Regions from separate parts of the Homo sapiens genome. Here region 1 is linked to region 2. The links are chromatin loops, found by intact Hi-C in ENCODE. Cell type or tissue: gastrocnemius medialis. All regions are shown on one strand. Links, peaks and the distances in the headings refer to the core of each region. The heading gives the core; the rest is flanking DNA. Region 1 overlaps NFIC (nuclear factor I C). Region 2 overlaps NFIC (nuclear factor I C).

Region 1 (11,483 bases), core at 2,273-7,272, 75 kb before region 2:
TACACAGTATCCTGCACCTATTAAGTGTCTACTGTATGCCAGGCTCTGGGCATAATCCCACCGAGCCCTGAGTGGATCCTACGCAGTATCCTGCATCTATTAAGTGTCTACTGTATGCCAGGCACTGGGCATAATCCCACCGAGCCCTGAGTGGATCCTACACAGTATCCTGCATCTATTAAGTGTCTACTGTATGCCAGGCTCTGGGCATAATCCCATCGAGCCCTGAGTGGATCCCACGCAGTATCCTGCATTTATTAAGTGTCTACTGAATACCAGGCTCTGGGCATGATCCCACTGAGCCCTGACTGGATCCTATGCAGTCAACGCTCCCATTTCACAGATGAGCAGGCAGGGACAGCCGGCAAGAATGACCACAGCTGCCTGACACCACGCAGCATCAGGCGCCACATGGAATGTCCTCTCTGCCTCCCTGACCCATGTCACCGGCTTGTCCCCCACTGCCCTGTGAATTGGGCACCAAGGCAAACCCACTTTGCAGCTGAGAAAACTGAGGCTCAGAGAGGGGAAGACACCTGCCTGAGGTCACACAGTGAGAGAGCTGCAGAGGTGGGATTCCAGCCCAGGGTGGATTTGGGGCTGATCTCCTCCAGCCAGTGATCAGAAGCCGGTTTTTATGGGCAGGCAGCCTGGGTTCTGGCACGCAGTGGGGACGGGGACAGGAACGCCGGGGCAGGGAGAAGAGGAGCTGAGGGCACCTAGAAGGAACCGTGGCCACCAACTGCTTGGGTGGGGTGGGGGGTCTCATTTGGAGAGTGAGGGACAGAGATGCTCAAAAAGGGGGGTGAGGGGCAGATGGAGTCCATGGGGAGAGGTCTCTGGGTTCAGAGATGTCTGGCGCCCTGTGAGGGTGGGTGACCCACCCAAGCCTGCATGGGGGTCGTGGGGAGAGTCTGGGGGTAGAGCCACTGCGGACGAATGGGGTGGACCTCAGGACAGGGATGCCAGGACCGAGGGGCCATCCAGCAGCCACCCAGAACCACATCCAGAGAGCAGAAAAATCTAGAAGGTGCAGCAGCCGCCAACCCAGGGGCTTCCAGGTCAGGTGGACAGGCGAAGAGAGTCCCATCTAAAGGTGTGGTCCAGCCCAGGTCACCCAAAGGAACTGGGCCTGGTGTAGCTCCTTTCTCCCCAAGAAGCCAGAACTCTGGAAATGTTTATGTAAAACGTCCTGATTTTAAAATGATAACAACCGATTCTCTTTCTCCACAAACAAAAGACCAGTCTGGGGGTCGAGTCTGGCCCTCGGGCCGCCACTGTGAGATCCGTGTCCACTGTCAGCTGCCTGACATACCAGGGAGGGTTTCTGACGGCCCACGGCGGGCACCGGGGTCCCCCAGGTGACTCGGCGAAGGGGACAGACCCTGGACTCTCACCCTGGCCCGAGGCTTGGTCCGGCCAGCCCCTAAGGCTGCCTCAGCCCTACATGGGCCCAACCACGTGGCCACTGGGCTGTTTTCCGGAGACCCACCAAACTCGCCAGGCCCTGCAGGGTCGGGCCTGACCTCTGACCTGGCAGTGGGGCTGGGGAGGGGACAGGCCCCCCTGCGGACATCCGCCCCACCAGGGCACCGCTTCCCGCGTGCTTACAAGGCGAGGTCGGCGACGTGGCTCCTCCCTCGGAGGTGGTGGCGGGTTTGGTGGCAGGGGGGAGCGCCAGCCGTGGCAGCCCCGGGGGCGGAGGTGCCAGCATCTGAGCAGAAAGGCAGTGGCTGGGCATTTTGAGCTGACCACTTCCATTTAACTGGGGGAACAGAGAGACACGTGGTTAAGGGGTGGGCTCCCCCTCTACCTCGGGCTGCTGGCGCCGGCCGCCCCCGGCTCTGTGCACGGCCCGGACGGGGTGGCAGGCTGGGGGGCCAGGGCGCGGGTGTGACCATGGCGGGTTTGGTGGGTCTGAGGACGGCCGGAGGTGGAGGGGCCTGGGGACACCCGCTTGCTGGTGTCACTCAAAGCCCGGCACTACTGGGGCCACGCTCACTGCATCTCCTCTGTAAACCCCCTGCACGCCAACTCGACTGATTTCCTTCCAAACAGTGCCACCGCCTCCTAACAGCAGGTTCTCCGCGTTTTTCCTAATTCACTGCGAGCACGCCATCATCCACCATCATCCACGGCCTGGCCCGTGGTTCCAAAGTCCGAAAAGCTCTGAACATCCAAAGCTTCCTGTGGAGTCTGGCAAACGCTGTCTTGCTCGAACTGAGTTTGGTGGTTTTTTTGTAATCAATGTCTTCCTGCCCCCCGCCCCCCAACCTTTTTTTTCTTTTTGAGACAGGGTCTCGTTCTGTCACCCAGGCTGGGGTGCAGTGGCACAATCACAGCTCACAGCAGCCTCGACCTCCCAGGTTCAAGCGATCCTCCCACCTCAGCCTCCTGAGTAGCTGGGACTACAGGCGCCCGCCACCATGCGTGGCTCATTTTTAAGTATTTTTTTTGTAGAAACTGGGTCACGCTATGCTGCCCAGGTTGGTCTTGAACTCTGGGCTTATGCAATCCTCCCGCCTTGGCCTCCGAAAGCGCTGGGATCACAGGCATGAGCCGCTATGCCCAGTCCCTCCCTGCCTTGTGTTAACATGAGTACGACTCACGCAGTTGCTGGGACCTACGGGTGCTACCCAGACCCCACAGGGTGCGACATGATGCGCCCGAAACCCTGACATCCGAAAGCATCTCAATTCTGACCCAATCCAGCTGCCTCCCAGCACGACAGAGGAGGGGACTTCAGAGCCAAGTCCTCAAGACCCTTTTAAGCAGAGGTTGTGCCTTCGTGTGAGCACGTGGCCCCCGGGAGGTCACCTGGAGCCGCCAGGAGAGGCCCGAATGCGCCCCGCCCAACTCACCGGTCCAGGTTGCTGGCTGGCTGGGTCGCAGGCCAGCGAGACAAGATCTTTGAGCGGGTCCTGGGGGTTGAGATGAGGTGGGTAGCGGATGGCCGTGTGGGGGAAGTAGGTGGAGGCCGTCTGGGGTAGGATGGACGTCGTAGGGAAATGCAGAGCGGAGGACGGGTGTGGGCTCCGGGCGATCCCTGCGGAGACAGTGGGAAGCGGGGGTTACTTGGGGGCTCCAGCCGGTCTGCTCTGTGACCGTGTGACTGTGTGTCTGTGGGTGTCATTCCTGCCGGCATCTCAGTGCGTTTAGTAACAATAACCACCAAAAAAACCCAGCAGCACTGACCACATTGACACCCAAATTCCCCGACTCCCACGGCAACCCCACTGGGGCTGTGATATTATCCTTGTGTTTTAATTTAATTTTTTAGTTTTGTAGAGGTGGGGGTCTTGCTATGTTGCCCAGGCAGGTCTCGAACTCCTGGGCTCAAGCGATCCTCCCTCCTAGGCCTCCCAAAGTGCGGGGATTACAGGTGTAACCCACTGAGCCTGGTCTTTTTTTTTTTTTTTTTTTTTTGAGACAGTCACCCAGGCTGGAGTGCAGTGGTATGACCTCAGCTCACTGCAACCTCCACCTCCTGGGTTCAAGCAATTCTGCCTCAGCCTCCCGAGTAGCTGGGATTACAAGTGCACGCCGCCATGCCTGGCTAACTTTTGTATTTTTAGTAGAGATGGGGTTTCGCCATGTTGGCCAGGCTGGTCTTGAACTCCTGACCTCAGGTGATCCGCCCACTTTGGCCTCCCAAAGAGCTGGGATTGCAGGCGTGAGCCACTGCACCTGGCCCCGTCTTTTTTTTTTTTTTTTTAAACAGAGGATGACAGGGTGGCCTTCAGGGGATGTGTCACCTGCCTGGGGCCACACGGCATCAGATGGCAGACCGGGAATTTGAACCCAGCCCATCTGGCCCCACAGTCTACACTATAAATCTAGGGTTGGCAAGCTCTTTCTGCAAATGGCTGAATAGTGATCTTTTTTTTTTTTTTTTAAGAGATAGAATCTCGCTTTGTCACCCAGGCTGGAGTGCAGGGGCATGATCATGGCTCACTACAGCCTTGACCTCCTGACCTCAGGTGATCCTCCTGCCTCGGCCTGAGTAGCACGGACTGCCGGCGTGTGCCACCACGCCTGGTTAATTTTTTGTATTTTTAGTAGAGATGGGGTTTCATCATGTTGCCCAAGCTGGTCTCAAACTCCTGGACTCAAGCAATCCACCCACCTCAGCCTCCCAAAGTGCTGGGATTGCAGGCATGAGCCACTGTGCCCGGCCTAATTCCAGCACATAAAGAAATTCCGTCTCCATCAGCCGTCACTCCTCACCTCCTCCCCCAGCCCCAGCACCCATACATCCCCTTCCTGCCTCTGTGGCTGGCCCTGTCCTGGACATTTCATAGAAATGAGATCACATGCTGTGTGGCCTTTTTGTCTGGCTTCTCTTACTGAGCATGACGTCCTCAAGGTGGCCTGCGTCAGAGCCTCGTGCGTTTTCATGGCTGAGTCATATTCTATTGTGGTGCCTGCCTTTTCCTCTTTCTAAACAGTTCAGTGATTTTTAGTATTTTCACTATTTATAGCAGTCACTCCCTCATCTCCACAGCCTCTGGCCAGATAGTAAATATTTTTGGCTTTTGGCCACGTGGTCTCTGCTGTAATTACTCAGCCCTGCCAAGACAGGGTGAGAGCTGCCACAGGACATATACAAAGACGTGGTCGTGGCTGTTTGCCAATAAAACTTTATTCGTAAGAACAGGCAACCAGGGGGCCAGCGTTTGCTGACCCCTGGCCCAAATGGCTGCTTTGATTTGGGACTGCCTCTCTGTGTGCATGACTGTGTAAAGAACTAAATAGTTGATCACTAGAACATGGGGTGGTAAGCAATATTTGAGGCTTCCTACAATTCACCCCCCTTAATCCCAATGGCAACCATGGAAGGTGATTTTTTGTTTGTTCTGTTTTGTTTTTTTTTGAGATGGAGTCTTGCTCTGTTGCCCAGGCTGGAGTGCAATGGCACAATCTTGGCTCACTGCAGCCTCCGCCTCCCGGGTTCAAGAAATTCTTGTGCCTCAGCCTCCTGAGTAGCTGGGATCACAGGCATGCATCACCACACCGAGCTAATTTTTGTATTTTAGTAGAAACGAGATTTCACCATGTTGTCCAGGCTGGTCTTGAACTCCTGACCTCAGGTGATCCGCCTGCCTCGGCCTCCCAAAGTGCTGGGATTACAGGTGTGAACCACTGTGCCTGGCCGAGATGGAGATGTCTCTTTTTTTTTTTTTGAGATGGAGTCTCGCTCTGTCACCCAGGCTGGAGTGCACTGGCACGATCTTGGCTCACTGCAAGCTCCGCCTCCCGGGTTCACGCCATTCTCCTGCCTCAGCCTCCCAAGTAGCTGGGACTACAGGCGCCTGCCACCACGCCCGGATAATTTTTTGTATTTTTAGTAGAGACGGGGTTTCACCATGTTAGCCAGGATGGTCTCAATCTCCTGACCTCGTAATCCGCCCGCCTTGAAATCCCAAAGTGCTGGGATTACAGGCGTGAGCCACTTGCACTTAGCCTTTTTTTGGAGACAGGGTCTTGCTCTGTCGCCCAGGTTGGAGTGCAATGGCGTGAACTCGCCTCACCGCAACCTCTGCCTCCTGGGTTCAAGCGATTCTCCTGCCTCAGCCTCCCAAGTAGCTGGGACTACAGGCGCATACCACCACACTCGGCTAATTTTTGTATTTTTAGTAGACAAGGGGTTTCACCATGTTGGCCAGGCTGGTCTTGAACTCCTGACCTTGTGATCTGCCTGCCTCGGCCTCTCAAAGTGCTAGAATTACAGGCATGAGCCACCAAGCCTAGCTTTTTTTTTTTTTTTTGAGATGGAATCTTACTCTGTTGCCCAGGCTGGAGTGCAGTGGTGTGATCTCTGCTCACTGCAACTTCTACCTCCCGGGTTCAAGCAATTCTCCTGCCTCAGCCTCCCCAGTAGCTGGGACTACAGGTGCGTGCCACCACGCCTGGCTAATTTTTGTATTTTTAGTAGAGATGGGGTTTCACCATGTTGGCCAGGCTGGTCTCAAACTCCTGACCTCAGATGATCCACCCGCCTCAGCCTCCCAAAGTGCCGGGATTACAGGTGTGAGCCACTGTGCCTGGCCTCATTGGCAGCTTCTGATCCTGCCTGTCCATCAGTGTCTGGGGTTGGAATGGGGGGATTAGATTGAGACGGGGGTGAGGGGAGTGAGGTGAAGTTAGGTTGCAGCCTTTTGTTATACAGGGGGGAAACTGAGGCCCAAAGGGACTGAGTCCAACCTCTCAGCCGGGCTGGAACAAGGCCCTGGGCGCTCTCCACTACGGCACCTCTATGGTTTTTTGCCCACCTAGAAGGCTACAGCAATAGGACTCATGGTCAGACATCCAGTGGGACTTCCCCGGCTGTGAGAGGCCTGATAGGAGGGCCCGCCGCCCCTCCCCGCCAGGGGCCCGTGGCGCTTACCGCTGTGCACGGCGATGACGGGCCGGTGGTGCTGGGTGAAGCTGGAGAGGCGGGGAGAGTCCTGGGGGGACGGGCTGTTGAATGGTGACTTGTCCATCTCTGTCTTCTTCACCGGGGACGAGATGCCTGTGGAGGGGATGGGACGAGAGAGTCACAGGCTGGTCACACCCCATGAGCCCTGGACCTTCCCCAAAGCCAGCCTCCGAAGGGATAGGAAGCCTCATCACCCCGCCTCCTCTTACCCCAGAATCCTGAGGGGGAGAGGCTGTGAGCCCATTACACAGAGGAGTAAACGAAGGCTCAGAGCAGAGAAGGGGCTAGCCAGGGCGGCACAGCCGGGGGATGGAGAGCTGGGTATCAACACGTGCCCCTGGGCCTCGCTCCTGGCCCTTGCCTACTCTCCTTCCAGAGAAATGGGAAGGCTCAGGGCTGCCCCATCACCTGGGAGTCACCCGAGCCCTAGAGAAGGTGGCAGGGAGGGCAGAGACAGTCAGATCCGAAGTCCAGTTAGACCCTGACTGGCTAAGGGCGCACAGACAAGCCCCAGCTCAGCTCTGCCTTCCCTCGTCCACGCGGGAGGAAGGAACGGAGCCTCCCTGGGGCTGAAATGAGGTGCATCCCCCCTCTGCAGTGACTTGCTGGCATCACTCTGCAGACAGGGGCCTCACTACCTCCCAGGCTGCCTGGGACAAAAGCCCCCACAGCCCCCAACTCAGCAGCTCAGCCCCTCACACCTTCCTCAGTGAATCAATGAATGAAGAAACAGAGGCCAGGCACAGTGGCTCATGCCTGTAATCCCAGTGCTTTGGGAGGCTGAGGTGGGCAGATCACTTGAGGCCAGGAGTTCAAGACCAGCCTGGCCAACATGGTGAAACCCTGTCTCCACTAAAAATACAAAAATTAGGTGGGTGTGGTGGCGGGTGCCTGTAATCCCAGCTACTTGGGAGGCTGAGGCAGGAGAATCGCTTGAACCCAGGAGGCAGAGGTTGCAGTGAGCTGAGATCACGCCACTACACTCCAGCCAGGGCTACAGAGCAAGACTCCATCACAAACACAAAAAACAGATGGATAGTCGGGTGCAGGGGCTCACGCCTGTAATCCCAGCTACTTGGGAGGCTGAGGCAGGAGAATCGCTTGAACCCAGGCGGCAGAGGTTGCAGTGGGCCGAGATCACGCCATTGCACTCCAGCCCAGGCAACAAGAATGAAACTGTGAAACTGTCTCAAAAACAAACAAGCAAGTAAACAAACAAACAAAAAACGGATGGACTCAGGGAGGCTCACCCACCAAACATCGGCTTCCCTCCCCCTCCAGGCACCCCCTGGAAAGCCCCTGGGTGTGGGGGAAGCAGGTGGTCCAGGGTTCAAACCCCGGCTGGCCATGAGGCTGTGCGACCTGGGGTGAGCTGCCACGTCTACCCCTTTTCATAAAACAGGGGATTCTGTAAAGCTCTGGAATTTCCATCGGGAGCAGTGTGGGAGTGGCAGCTGTGAGGATTGGGCCAGGGGTGCCTGTGCAGGTGAAGCCCATGGCCGTCCCAGATCCCTGGGCATCGGGGCATTCTCTGAGGATGCCTTCAGCCCTGCTTTCCGAGGGAACGTCAGCCACCCAGCTGGAAGAATGTTAGCTACTGCAGGAGCCGCTGCTGCTGCTATTTGGGGTGAGTGGGGAGATGACACGGTGCCCCTTGACACTTTCACCCTGTCTTCAAAATGAAGTGGGAACACAGAGCCCCAAAGAGGGCCATTTTGGGTATTTCCAGGAGGCTGGGGTGGAGTCCCAGCTCTGGAGCCGAAATGCCTGGCCTTCTGGGGCTGTGTCTTTTTTTTTTTTTTTTTTTTGAGATAGAGTCTCCCTCTGTCGCCCTGGCTGGAGTGCAATGGCGTGATCTCGGCTCGCTGCAACCTCCGCCTCCCAGGTTCAAGCGATTCTACTGCCTCAGCCTCCCGAGTAGCTGGGATTACAGGCGCCCACCACCACGCCCGGGTCATTTTTGTATTTTTAGTAGAGATGGGGTTTCACCATGTTGGCCAGGCTGGTCTCAAACTCCTGGCCTCAGGTGATCCACCCACCTCGGCCTCCCAAAGTGCTGGGATTATAGGCGTGAGCCACTGCACCCAGCCGAGTTATTTGTCACCCAGGCTAGAGTGCAGAGGCACGATCATGGCTCACTGCAGCCTCAACCTCCTGGGCTTAAGTGATCCTCCCACCTCAGCCTCCCAGGTAGGTGGGACCACAGGCATGCACCATCATGTCCAGGCAATTTTTTTTTTAGAGATGGGGTCTTGCTATGTTGCCCAGGCTGGTCTCAAACTCCTGGGCTCAAGGGATCCTCTTGCCTTGGTCTCTCAAAGTGCTGGGATTACAGGCGTGAGCCACAGTGCCTGGCCCCAGAGAAGCTTTTTCAAGTGAGGGCTAAGGATCACATCTTGCCTGAGAAATGCAGTGTCCTGGGCCCTACCCTATCCCTGGAAATGGAATCTCAGGGAGGCGTGCCCTGGGGAGCCGAATTTTTAGAAAGGATTTTTACATTTCTTTTAAGGTAAAACATATCTACTGAGACCATCCAAACAGGGTGATGAGTTTAGCTTCCCTTCGACCTGGCCCTTGGAGTTCCTTACCTCCAGGGTCTCTCAGACAGGCACTGTGGACACTGGGGCTGGATCATTCTCTGGGGTGGGGCCCTCCTGGGCACTGCAGGGTGCTGAGCAGAGTCCCTGGCCACCACCCACTTCATGCCAGGAGCACCCCCGGTTGTAACAACCACAGATGTCCCCAGACATCACCAAAAGTACCCTGGGCAAGAATCACGTGTGGGTGAGACCCTCTGGGTTAGGGGATCCCATGGACCCTCCACGAGACTATGTCCCATGATCCTCTGCCCTGCTGTGGTCCCAGGAGGCTGCACACACTGAAATCCACACGGAGTGAGGAGGGAGAGAGGAGGTGAATCCCAGGAGCTGGGGTCCCCCTGGTTTCTACCGTCTGCCCTGTCAGGAGCTTCTTCTGGTGTCTGGTGTGAGCAGTGACGTAACTCAATATTTTCCAAATAATTCACGCAGGATTTCTCAGTCTCAGCACTGCTGATGTGGGGGCCAGATCGGTCTCTGTAGGGAGCTGTCCTGGGCACTGCAGGGCGCTGAGCAGCACCCCTGGCCTCCACCCACTCCGTGCCAAGAGCGCCCCTCAGTGGGGACAACCACGGATGTCCCCAGATGTGACCTGCTGTCCCCGGGTGATGCCCTGATGAGAAACGGTGAGGATGTCACCGTGTCTTGGGTCTCCTGCTGGTGGTTCCATAGGCACCTGCAGGCATCTGTGTGGTACAGGCCCTCCCCAGTCCTGTCCCCACCTCCTCCATCCTCCCAGCATCGCTGCATCCTTCCCTGAACGGGGTTACCACTCAGGGAACTTCCGTCCTCTCTGATGGCTGCAGCCCAGGGGGAGCCCAGATCCAGGACCCAGCTGTGGGGGGACATGCAGCTCTTCATCTGCTTTTGTGGTTATGGAACCAGCTGTCCCCATGGCCCTGCACACACCATGCTGTGAGGAGTGAAGGTGTCACTGGGACACACCCCAGAAGCAGGTCAGCAGTTCCCAGGGACCCGGGAACACCCGGCTCTGGAGGAGGCGGGCACCCAGGACACCCACATGGGGGGCAGGAAGGATGACACCTCCACTCATGCCCAGCCTGTGAACACTCAAGGGGGAACACTCCTGAGGCCTCGGACATCGAGGCTGAGCCACCCAGAGAGGCCCCACTGCCCAGTGGGATGCCATGAAGTCTGTGACCAAGCTGGGCCCCAGCAGCCAGGCCCGGGCTTTTCCAGGGCAGGAGGATGTGGCAGGAATGAGGGTGGCCTGGAGCCGGGGAGGCCAGGCTGGTCTTGTCGGCACGTGTGTGTGCATGTGTATGCCTGTGCACGTGTGTGTGTGCATGTGAATACATGCATGTGTGTGCGTGCATGTATGTGTGTATGCCTGCACGCATGTGCACAGCTGCATGCATGTGTGCATGTCTGTGCATGTGTGTGTACGCATGTGAGCATATGTGGACGTGTGCACGCCTGCATATGTATGCCTGTACATGCACGTTCATATCTGTGTATGTGTATGCCTGTGCACGTGTCTATGTGTGTGAATGCGCACATGCGTGTGCACGTGAATATATGCATGTATGTGTATGCCTGCACATGCATGTTCATGTCTATGTATGTGTGCTTGCACGCACACGTACAGGTCTGCAAGCATGCATGCATACATGTGTGCACGCCTGTGCACGTGCGTGCATATATGTATGAGCATGCATGCGTGTGTGCAAGCGTGTGTGTGTGTGTGCAGGGGCTGGCAGCTCCCTGCAAGCGCAGGGCCACGGCGGGAACGAGGTTAGGGTTGTCAGACGCTCATTTAGGAGGATTTCCTAGAACCGCTTGTCCTGGATGGAAATAGTCTGGCTCAGACTCCACCCCCGGCCGCCACATCCCTGCAGGCACCGCTAGAGCTTCCTGAGATGGGGCCAGCGGCAGCCAGGGCAGGGCAGGAAGGAGGGGGGAGCGCAGCTCAGGCACCGCGAGAAAGAATAAGCCGGCACGCTCCCGGCAGGCTCTACGGACACTGACTCTGCACCCCGCCTCCAAGCATCCTCTGTCTGTTCAGCAGGCATGCCTGGGACCCCTGTGGGACCTCCCTGTTCAGCCAGCGGGCATGTGCGTCCCCCGCCCATCTCAGTGGCCATCTTTCCTCTCAGGGAACACATCCATACGCCCCTCCCGGCATCCTGAATGCCCCATCTGAGAATATTGACTGTGAGGAGGACGCAGGCCCGAGGGCTCCCCCATCAGAGCTTCTTCCTGTCTGTTTAACACACACGCCCATCTGACCTCCTCTCTGTATTTGACAAAAGGCCCTCATCACCCCGACGGAGCAGCCATTTGTCACACACGCCCATCTGACCTCCTCTATTTGACAAAAGGCCCTCATCACCCCGTCGGAGCAGCCATTTGTCACACACGCCCATCTGACCTCCTCTTTGTATTTGACAAAAGGCCCTCATCACCCCGTCGGAGCAGCCATTTGTTTGCTCAACAAACAAGCC
Region 2 (11,140 bases), core at 4,048-9,047:
ATTCTCCTAGACTCGCCTCCCCTCTCAGACCACCACATCACATCTATACCCACCAGCCTCCTCCCTCAGATGCTCCGTGCCCCGTGTCGCCCCCATTGGGCACTCTCCAAGGCCCACTTCCCCTCTCAGACCACCACATCATACCCACACGCACTGGCCTCCTCCCTCAGGCCCTCCTGGCCCCGTGTCACCACCATCAGACACCCTCCCCGCTGGCCGCTCCGCTCAGGCCACCACACCTCACCTCGCTCACGCACGAAGTAGGCCAGGTAGAGGTCCAGCTCCTTGACGGCCACGCCAATGTGGTGCGGCTGCACGCACAGGACCGGGTGACCGCACTGCGCAGCCTTGACCAGGCGCTCGCCGTCGGTGCTCTCCAGCGGGATGCCCTTGAACAGGATGACCATGACCAGGTCCAGCCGCCACACCTTGTCCGCCTGCCGGAGACAGTCGATGCGCCGCATCTTGCCCTTCTGGTCGGGGTTGGAGAGCACGCAGCCCGGCGCCTTCTTGCCGGTGATGCTCAGCACGAAGTCCTCGCGGCACTCGGGCCGGATGTCCTTGCGCAGCTTGGCCAGCAGCCGCGACGCCCACTTCTGCTTGACCTCGGGCTTCTCGCCCAGCAGCTCGTCCTTGACCGCACGCTCCTCGTCCTTCGACATCCGCTTCTCGTGCTTCTTGAAGTACTTGCGCTTCCGCGCCTGCAGGTTGAACCAGGTGTAGGCGAAGGCGCGGACGTGAGGCAGCAGGGCCTCGATGAACGGGTGGAACTCATCCTGCAGGCCGGAGAGGCGAGAGGTCAGGAGCGCCAGGGACGCAGAGGGCGGACCCACTGCCCGGCCCCGAAGGCTGAGGTCGGAGGGGCCCTGAACAGACCCGCAGAGTGGGAGGGGCTGGGCAGAGGTGGGCAGGGGGTCGCTGCGGACCCGTGCACGCCGCCGGAGGCACGCAAAAGGCCCGGGGGACCCAGGAGAAGTTTATCAGGGACCTGCAAGAACCCATCGCCCAGATGAGCAAACAGACTTGGACTATGTGAGAGGCACAAATCAAGGCGGAAGTTTGTGGAGGATCATTTTTTTTTTTTTTTTTTTTGAGACGGAGTCTTGCTCTTAACGCTAAGGCTGGAGTGCAGTGGCGCAATCTCGGCCCACTGCAACCTCCACCTCCCGGGTTCAAGCGATTCTCCTGCCTCAGCCTCCCGAGTAGCTAGGATTACAGATGCCCACCACCACGCCCAGCTAATTTTTGTATTTTTAGGAAAGATGGGGTTTCACCATGTTGGCCAGGATGGTCTCGATCTCCTGACCTCTGATCCGCCCGCCTCGGCTCTCGGCCTCCCCAAGTGCTGGGATGACAGGTGTGAGCCACCATGCCCAGCCGTGGAGGACCTATGTTGAACCCCAGCATGCAGATGGAGCAAGCTAAGGGGGCCAGGTGGAGGCTCATGGACAACCCATTGTACAGACGGGTAAAACTGAGGTTGGGAGAACAAAGATGTCAGGGACCTATTCTCTGCCTATTGCAGCTAGGGTTGGGCTGGGTGTAATGGCTCACACTTGTAATCCCAGCGCTTCGGGAGGCCGAGGAGGGAGGACTGCTTGAGCCCAGAAGTTTGAGACCAGTCTGAGCCATATGGTAAAACCCCATCGCTACAAAACAAATGAACAAACAAAATCAAAAAAACAAAAATTAGCCAGGTATGGTGGTTTGCAACTGTAGTCCCAGCTAGTTGGGAGGCTGGGGTGGGAGGATCATTTGAGCCCAGGAGTTTAATGCTGCAGTGAGCTGTGATGGTGCCACTGCACTCCAGCCTGGGCGACAGAGCAAGACTGTCACAAAAAAAAAAAAAAAAAAAAAAAGCCTGGGCGCAGTGGCTCACACCTGTAATCCCAGCACTTTGGGAGACCGAAGCAGGTGGATCACCTGAGGTTAGGAGCTTGAGACCAGCCCGGCCAACATGGCAAAACCCCGTCCCTACTAAAAATACAAAAAAATGTAGCCAGGCATATTGGAGCACACCTGTAATCCCAGCTACTCAGGAGGCTGAGACAGGAGAATCGCTTGAACCTGGGAGGCAGAGGTTGCAGTGAGCTCAGATTGTGCCACTGCACTCCAGCCTGGGAGCCTGGGTGCCAAGAGTGAAACACTGTCTCAAAAAAAAAAAAAAAAAAAAAAAAAGAACAAGGCTGGGCACGGTGGCTCACGCTTGTAATCCCAGCACTTTGGGAGGCCAAGGCGGGCAGATCACGAGGTCAGGAGATTGAGACCATCCTGGCTAACACAGTGAAACCCCGTCTCTACTGAAAAAAAAACAAAAAAATTAGCCGGGCGTGGTGTCGGGCGCCTGTAGTCCCAGCTACTCAGGAGGCTGAGGCAGGAGATTGGCATGAACCCGGGAGGCGGAGCTTGCAGTGAGCCGAGATTGCGCCACTGCACTCCAGCCTGGGCGACAGAGCAAGACTCCATCTCAAAAAACAAAACAAAACAAAAAAAAACTAGGGTCGGCGGCCAAGCATGGTGGCTCACACCTGTAATCCCAGCACTTTGGGAGGCCACAGTGGGTGGACTGCTTGAGCCCAGGAGTTCAAGACCAGCCTGGATGACATAGCGAGGCCCCGTTTCTACAAAATCAAAACTTAGCTAGGTGATGCATACCTGCAGTCCCAACTACTTGGGAGGCTGAGGTGGGAAGATCAATTGAGCCCAGGAGGTCAAGGCTGCAGTGAGCCAAGGTTGCGCCATTGATCTCCAGCCCGGGTGACAACGTAGTGAGACCCCTGACTCCTGACTCAAAAAAAAAAAAAAAAAAAAAAAGAAAGAAATAAAAAAAAATGAAAAATGAGGCTGGGCGCAGTGGCTCACGCCTGTAATCCCAGCACTTTGGGAGGCTGAGGCAGGTGGATCGCTTGAGGTCAAGAGCTTGACACCAGCCTGGCCAACATAGTGAAACCCCATCTTTACTAAAAATACAAAAATTAGCTGGGCATGGTGGCACACGCCTGTAGTCCCGGCTACTCAGGAGGCTGAGGCAGGAGAACCCAGGAGGCAGAGGTTGCAGTGAGCCGAGAGCTCGCCACTACATTCCAGCCTGGGCGACAGAGTGAGACTCCGTCTCAAAAAAAAAAAACCCGGCTGGGCGCGGTGGTTCATGCCTGTAATCCTAGCACTTTGGGAGACCGAGGCGGGCAGATCAAGAAGTCAGGAGTTCAAGACCAGCCTGGCTAACATGGTGAAACTCTGTCTCTACTAAAAATACAAAAATTAGCCAGGCGTGGTGGCGCATGACTGTAATCCCAGCTACTTGGGAGGCTGAGGCAGGAGAATTGCTTGAACCTGGGAGGTGGAGGTTGCAGTGAGCCAAGGTCACTCCACTGTACTCCAGCCTGGGTGACAGGGCGAGACTCCATCTTGGGAAAACAAAAAACAAAAAAACAAAAAATGACTACGAAAGCTTGTTCCTACAGAGCATATGTACAGACAGGCCTGGCTGAGATCCACAGGCAGACACTAGGCCCGCCTGGAGGTTGAGGGCTGCTGGAAGGGTGGGGGGATTTCTGCATCAAAAGATAAGAGATTCAAGTGCACCAGGATTAATCAGAGGGAGGAGAAATCCCGGGTGGAGTCCTCTCCCTCCTTTCCCCTTTCCATGAACCCACTGTGCTGATACAGAAACAGACCAGAGAAGCAGACGCTCAGCCACAAAGGTTCAGAACTGGGGAGAGGGGCCACCCCGTTCCCTGCAGACCCACCCTGGAGATGGAAAATCCGAGGGCTGGGAAGGCGCTGAGACTGGGCCAGAGCTGGGACTTCAACCTACTCCCAAATCATGACAAATTGGTGTCTGAGGGCAGTCACAACACCCATGCTACAGATGAGGAAACTGAGGCCTTGAGGGGGAACCCGGCCATGGGGGACAGAGGTGGACTGGAACCTGCACTCATCTGACTTCCCCACGAAAATAACAGCAGCCCCTTGAAGAGAAATGTGGGGCAGTGGGAGGCCCCCAGCTCCCTGTCTGGGTGTGGGGAGGCCCCTCCCATTCTTCCCATTTTCCAGCAAGGGAAACTGAGTCTGCATAGCATTTGGGATCTCAGCTGGGGACTATGGCTAACGCCTGTAATCCCAGAACTTTGGGAGGCTGAGGTGGGTGGATCACTTGAGCCCAGTTCAATCCCAGCCTGGGCAACATGGCGAAACCCCATCTCCTTTTTTTTTTTTTTTTTTTTGAGACAGAGTTTCACTCTTGTCACCCAGGCTGGAGTGCAGTGGCACAATCTCGGCTCACTGCAACCTCCGCCTCCCAGGTTCAAGAGATTCTCCTGCCTCAGCCTCCCGAGTAGCTGGGATTACAGGCACACACTATTACAGCCACACACTATCATGCCCAGCTAATTTTTGTATTTTTAGTAGAGATGGGGTTTCACCATGTTGGCCAGGCTGGTCTTGAACTCCTGACCTCAGGTGGTCCACCTGCCTCTGCCTCCCAAAGTGCTGGGATTACAGGTGTGAGCCACTGTGGCCGGCAGGCAAAACCCTATCTTTACGAAAATTACAAAAATTAGCTGGGCATAATTTTTGTGGTGCGCGTCTGTAGTCCCAGCTACTTGGGAGGCCGAGGTGGAGAGATCACTTGAGCCCAAGTGTTTGAGAGCAGCCTGACCAACATGTCGAAACCCCGTCTCTACTAAAAATTACAAAAATAATTAGTTGGGCATAGTTGCTGTGGCGCACACCTGTAGTCCTAGCTACTTAGGAGGCTGAGGTGGGAGGATCACTTGAGCCTCAGAGGTCGAGGCTGCAGTGAGCTGTGATTGTGCCACTGCACTCCAGCCTGGGGGATAGAGTAAGACCCTGTCTCTAAAAAAATAAAAAATAAAATAAAACAAATTAAAAACATCTGGGACCTAGTTTCTCAGCCTCAAGGTGGAATAAATACAAGGAACAAGAAGAGAAAGAGAAGCAAAACTGCCTTTCCATCTCCCTGCCTTGACCAGGCTGGGCTGGGCATTTCGGACAGGGGTGATCCCTTCCTAGCACAGAAAGCTGTTTTCCTCCCCCCAGCTCTCAAAGGACTACATTGTTATTAATGATGCGATGATTGTTATCATTACAACTTATATTGCTATTGGATTTTTTTTTTTTTTTTTTTTTTTTGAGACAGAGTCTCGCTCTGTCACCCAGGCTAGAGTGCAGTGATGCGATCTCAGCTCACTGCAAACTCTACCTCCCGGGTTCACGCCATTCTCCTGCCTCAGCCTCCTGAATAGCTGGGACTACAGGCACCCGCCACCATGCCCAACTAATTTTTTGTATTTTTTTTTTTAGTAGAGACGGGGGTTCACTGTGTTAGCCAGGATGGTCTCAATGTCCTGACCTCGTGATCCGCCTGCCTCGGCCTCCCAAAGTGCTGGGGCTACTGTGATTTTTATTACTTTTTTTTTTAAGAGATGGGGGTCTCAGCCTGGTGTGGTGGCTCACGCCTGTAATCCCAGCACTTTGGGAGGCCGAGGTGGGTGGATCATCTGAGGTCAGGAGTTTGAGATCAGCCTGGCCAACATGGCGAAACCCCATCTCTACTAAAAACACAAAAAATTAGCCAGGTATGGTGACAGGCGCCTGTAATCCCAGCTACTCGGGAGGCTAAGGCAGGAGAATCACTTGAACCCGGGAGGCAGAGGTTGCAGTGAGCCAAGGTCGCGCCATTGCACTCCAGCCTGGGCAACAAGAGCGAGACTCCGTCTCAAAATAAATAAATAAATAAATAAAAAAGACAGGCGTCTCACTGGAGTGCAGTGGCACGATCTTAGGTCACTTGGGCCCTGAACTCCCAGACTCAAGCGATTCTCCCACGTCAGCTTCCTGAGTAGCTGGGACTACAGGTGCAAACCACCATGTCTGGCTAATTTTTATTTTTGCAGAGATGGAGTCTCACTCACTGTGTTGCCTTGGCCGGTCTCAAACTCCTGGGCTCAAGTGATCCTCCCACCTCGGCCTCCTAAGGCACTGGGATATTTTCTATTTTCTTTCCTTTTTTTTTTTTTTTTTTTTTTTTTTTTTTTGAGACAGTGTCTCACACTGTTGCCCAGGCTGGAGGGCGGTGGCATGATCTCAGCTCACTGCAACCTCCGCCTCCTGGGTTCAGGCGATTCTCATGTCTCAGCCTCCCGAGTAGCTGGGATTCCAGGTGCGCCACCATGCCCAGCTAATTTTTGTACTTTTAGTAGAGATGGGGGTCTTGCTATGTTGCCCAGGCTGGTCTCGAATTCCTGGGCTCAAGCGATCCTCCCGCCTCGGCCCCTCTAAGATGCTGGGGTATTTTCATTACTATGGACGCGATTGCTGCGATGATCATTTTGATTGCAGACAATCTTCCAGGAAGCAGGGAACAGCCTGAGGCCCCGCTCCGTGTTCTGTGGCATGGAAACTAAGGCTCAGAGAGGGGCGGAGACCTGGCTGAGGTCCCACAGGGTCTCAGGGCCGGTGTGAGGATAAGAATCAGGGCCCTGACCCCCTGGAAGGCCACGGGTCCCTTTCTCAGAACAGCCTGTTCTCTGTAAGATTGGGGTCTCAGGAAGGTAGGGAGACGTTGACCCTGGACTCCCACTGTGTGTGCCAGCGGATGTGGCTGGACTCGGTCCCATTTCCAGGCCGGGATGGGCAGAGCAGCTGCTGCCAGATCACCCTCCCTGCTCTGTGCTCCACGTCCCCTTGGGCCACCTCCGGCCGTGGGGTGCTTCGGGGGGAGGGGCAGGACATCAGATTTCACCTATTACTGAGGCTCTGAAAATAGCCTCCCCACCCAGTGAGACCAGAGTCAGCTTGTACCAGCGAAGCTCCCCCACCCCAATGTCCCCCAAAGCGTGAGTCACCGTAACAGCTGCGGCGGGGACCGGACCTCAGGGCCCTTTTCCGCTGCCCCCGCTTCCCCAGCCAACCTGCTAAGGCAAAGGGGAGGTGGAGGGGGCCCGGCCCAGGCCCTGTCCAATCTCGTCCCTGCCCCTGACTGGATGAGACCCAGAGATGGGGAGTGGTTTGTCCAGGGTCACACAGCCGGTCAGCAGAGCTGGGACCAGAGCCCAGATGGTCTGGCCAGGGAAGCCGGGCAGTGGGGGTGGTGGGGGGCACAGTGGGACGCGGCAGAGAGGACCCATAGAGGCGCAGGACCTGCCTGTGGAGGAGATGCCAGGCGGGCAGGAGGCCCGGACAATGTTGTCCAGCTGGGGCCGTGGCTGCCACCCAAGCTCTGGCGCTTACTGGGGCTGTGATAAGAGGCTGCTGGAAGGGACAGGGGAGGCATCCATGATGGGGGCAGGGATCACTGTCCCCCCAACTCCTTCTCTCCCCAACCCCCCTCTCTCTCTGAATTCCCCCTCCCCACTTCCCCTCTCCTCTTAATTCCTTTTCTCATCTGGCCCCTCGTAGATCTGAGTTCCCTTCCTCCTCCCTAACTGTCCCTCCCTTCTCTATGTTCCTCCCCTTCTCTGTGCCCTTTCCGGGGACAGGTGCCAGGGAGGCGGGCAGGGGTGGGGGCCCACGTCAGTGGTGACCCCGGCTAGTTACAGAGGCAGGAAGACAAACAGCTTGTAACTGGGTCATGGACCTGCTGCCCCATCCTCCCTTGTCCTCCCCAGGGGATCAGACCACGTGAGAGGCAGGGCCTGGTTGGCCGGTTGTCACTCTGTTTCTCCCACATGACCTGCAATAACCAGGGCCTCTTCCCCAGGGACCTCCTACTGCCCTCAGAGGCCCAACCGGCAAAAGAGATAACCAAGACAAGCTAGATGCTGAAAATCCTCCCAAACTCCTACACATCCCTCAACGCCCTATCTCTAGTGTCCCCTCCTTCAAGCAGCCTTTCCTCCTCAACCCAGGGTTTCCCAGATCTAGCCAGGACCATCCAGTTCTATCACCTCTCCCTCTCCAATCCTGAGGCCCAGAGTTGAGGCACCCACTGTCGGAGAAGGTGGCTGGGTGACAGTAAGGTCTATTTTCACCATCTGAATGGCTGGGGAACAGATCACCTCAGATAAGCCTCAGTCTCTCATTCTGTACAATGGGCAGAAAGGAATATTGCAGCCTGCTGGAGACAGGGGAGCTTGCCTGGTGACCTTGTTCCTTGCAAGGTGATGGGGAGAAGGGGAACAAGGCTAGGTCTTTCCTGGAAACCCCAGCTTAGCCCACTGGGACTTCCTGGCCAAAGAGAGCAGCAGCAGCTGGGAGAGACATCTGGACCCAAGACCTTGCTGAACGACCACGCCATGCACTGGGTGATGCCCTCACTCACCTCCCTGTGCTCCTCCCACCCTGAAAGTCCAGGCCAGCAAACCAGGACAAGAAACTCCAATTTCCAAACCAAAAGTTTCCAGGTAAAAGTGACTCAACAATCCTTCATGAGAATCTAGCTCATTACCTACTTAGCACTTATCCCAAATTCCTACGCATCCTTCAAAGCCTTAGTTCTAATGCCTTCTTCTCCGGGTCGGATGACTTGTCCATGGTCCCACGGACAACCCCAGGCCCATCCGGCACCAGCGTCAGGCTCTAACCTTGGGCCGCTCCTTCCCCTGGCTCAGAAAATCACAGCCTGTGGACATGTGAACGGCTCCCAGAGAGGGAAGATTCATTCTGTTGCTCAGCAAACATTTAGTGAGTGCCTGCTGCATGCCGGTCCCAGGTAGGGTGCCGAGGACTTGGCAGGGACCTGGGCTCGGCCCTCACCTGGATCCAGATCTGGGGCAGGGACGGATGGTTAAAATCAGCAAAATATGTAATAAAACGTCAAGTTGGGCAAAGTGCTCTGAAGAAATTTAAGAGTTTGAGGGACCAGAGAATCTCTGGGGTGGGGGGTGTTTTTTAGCTTGGGGGGGGGGTCCAGGAAGGTCTCTTGCAGGAGGAGACACCTGAACAAAGTCTTGAGAGATGGCACTCCAGGCCAGGAGCTTTCTGATGGAGAAATGGGTCATGCAAAGGCCCTGGGGCAGGACCGCACCTGGCGTGTTAGAGGAACAGCGAGGAGGCCCATGTGGCTGGAGCAGAATGAGCAAGGGGGAAAGAGAGAGGAGGGGAGGGTTGAGGAGGGGACAAGGACAGGCTGGGCAGGGCCTTGTGGGCCACAGTGAGGAATTTGGGTAAACTGAGTCCACAGGGTTCAAACTCTCTGCCAAGGCAGTGAGTCAGCAAAATGAACCCTGGGTCCCCTACTTCCCTCTGTGCCTTGATGTTCTGGGAGGACAATGAGGGCTGAGCCAGAGGGGCCAGGAGGTGGAGGAGAGAGGCAGGGAGCGAGGCTGTGCCTCTTACAGGCTGAGCGTTTGCTGAGCTATCACGTCTACTACGAAATAGGGGCCGGGCGCGGTGGCTCACACCTGTAATCCCAGCACTTTGGGAGGCCGAGGCGGGCGGATCACCTGAGGTCAGGAGTTCAAGACCAGCCTGGCCAACATGGTGAAACCCCATCTCTACTAAAAACACCAAAATTAGCCAGGTGCGGTGACACACACCTGCAATCCCATCTACTTGGGAAGCTGAGGCGGGAAAATCGCTTGAACCCGGGAGGCGGAGGTTGCAGTGAGCCCAGATTGTGCTACTGCACTCTAGTCTGGGCGACAGAGCGAGACTCTGTTTCAAAAAAAAAAAAAGTCTACTATGAAAGTGGGGACTATCATTGCACCCACTACCTCGAGGAGGAGACTGAGGCATGAAATCTTCCACCAAAGTCACACAGTCAGGGAGGAACTGAGCTGGGACTGGTCCCTGGGCCTCCTGGCACCCCCCCACCCCACTCCTGGGCCCCTTGAGCAAACAGTCTCGGGCCAGAGCGTCCAGTGACACCTGGTCTGCACCGTGCACACTCTCCGAGTCCCACGTGGTTCCCTTCCCCTTGTTTGATCCCCGAGGTCGGTCGCACACCACATCCTCAAGGAGTCCTGGTCACCTCGTTTCCTGCCCGTCCCCGACCCGGCCTAGACTGTCGGTCCCACAAGGGCACAGCTTTGATCTGTTAGCATCTCCAGCATCCAGACCACTGAAGCAATGCTCCCATCTTCTGCCTCTGGGACCCCCCTTATCCATGCACCCCCATGTGTAAGGAAGGCTGGTACCCACACAGGGCTGGTCAAACTCAGGGAGACCCTGGACAGGGCTGGGCAGGGAGAAAAGACTAACAGAGGCCGGGCACGGTGGCTCATGCCTGTAATCCCAGCACTTTGGGAGGCCGAGGCAGGTGGATCACCTGAGGTCAGGAGTTTGAGACCAGCCTGGCCAACATGGTGAAACCCCGTCTCTACTAAAAATACAAAAGTTAGCCAGGCGTGGTGGCACGTGCCTGTAATTCCAGCTACTTGGGAGGCTGAGGTAGGAGAATCGCGTGAACCCAGGAGGCGGAGGTTGCAGTGAGCTGAGATCACGCCACTGCACTCCAGCCTGGGCGACAGTGCAAGACTCCGAGAGAGAGAGAGAGAGAGAGAGAGAGAGAGAGAGAGAGAGAGAGGGAGAGAGAGGGAGAGAGAGAGAAAGAGAAGGAAAGAAGGAAGGAGGGAGGGAGGGAGGGAAGGAAGGAAGGAAGGAAGGAAGGAAGGAAGGAAGGAAGGAAGGAAGGAAGGAAGGAGAGAGAAAGAAAAAAGAAAGAAAAGAAAAACTAACAGAAATGCCACAGTAGAGAGGGGTCTGAGCCTGGGCCTTTCCAGGTCACCACTGTCCTTGTCACCCAGCCCAAAGCTGGGCTTACGCTGCGCAAATACACACAGAGGGAAGGGAGGGAAACTGGAAAATGCCTCTGGGGTGTTCAATGCAATTACTAGTTTAGCAACAACCATAAGCACAGCAGCACTTATTTGGCACCTACTGTATACCAGGTGTCGGACTAAGGTACATCGATGTCTCTGAGGAAAGTGCCATTATGTTTTTTATTTTATGTTGGCGGAGAAATGGAGGCTCGGGAAGACCAAAGTCCCGCCTCTCAACCAAAAACATTCATTCATTCATTCATTCATTCATTCATTCGTGCAACAGGTATTTATTGGGCACCTACTGAGTACCAAGCCCTGCACTGTGGACCTCAGAAATGTCCTGCCTCCCCGGAGGCTGCAGTGAGCCAAGATCGCACCGCTGCACTCCAGCCTGGGCGACAGAGCGAGACTCT

Evidence for each region. A loop is a pair of places that touch in the nucleus more often than their neighbours do. Peaks named below come from ENCODE experiments on the same cell type or tissue, not always from the same donor. Only the 100,000 strongest peaks of a DNase experiment are listed, where the experiment ranks them.
Region 1: it touches region 2 in a loop (3-fold over the local background); 7 of 110 quality-filtered maps call a loop at or near these places.

Annotation. Positions count from the first base shown.
Region 1 is chr19:3,444,045-3,455,527 of GRCh38, reverse strand. It overlaps NFIC (nuclear factor I C), which reads right to left. Exons shown (of 11, transcript NM_001245002.2): 7 at 6,389-6,514; 8 at 2,862-3,046; 9 at 1,612-1,765. Among named protein-coding and RNA genes, the nearest start is that of SMIM24, 31 kb to the left of the region's middle. RefSeq lists an enhancer at 9,678-10,219. In gastrocnemius medialis, for the core only: no CTCF peak of the experiment used is centred there; DNase peaks (open chromatin) are centred at 2,585, 3,717, 4,307 and 6,600; H3K27ac peaks cover 5,000 bases.
Region 2 is chr19:3,371,348-3,382,487 of GRCh38, reverse strand. It overlaps NFIC (nuclear factor I C), which reads right to left. Exons shown (of 11, transcript NM_001245002.2): 2 at 245-776. Among named protein-coding and RNA genes, the nearest start is that of NFIC, 10 kb to the right of the region's middle. RefSeq lists an enhancer at 6,581-6,996. In gastrocnemius medialis, for the core only: no CTCF peak of the experiment used is centred there; DNase peaks (open chromatin) are centred at 6,987, 7,607 and 8,256; H3K4me3 peaks cover 1,526 bases; H3K27ac peaks cover 5,000 bases.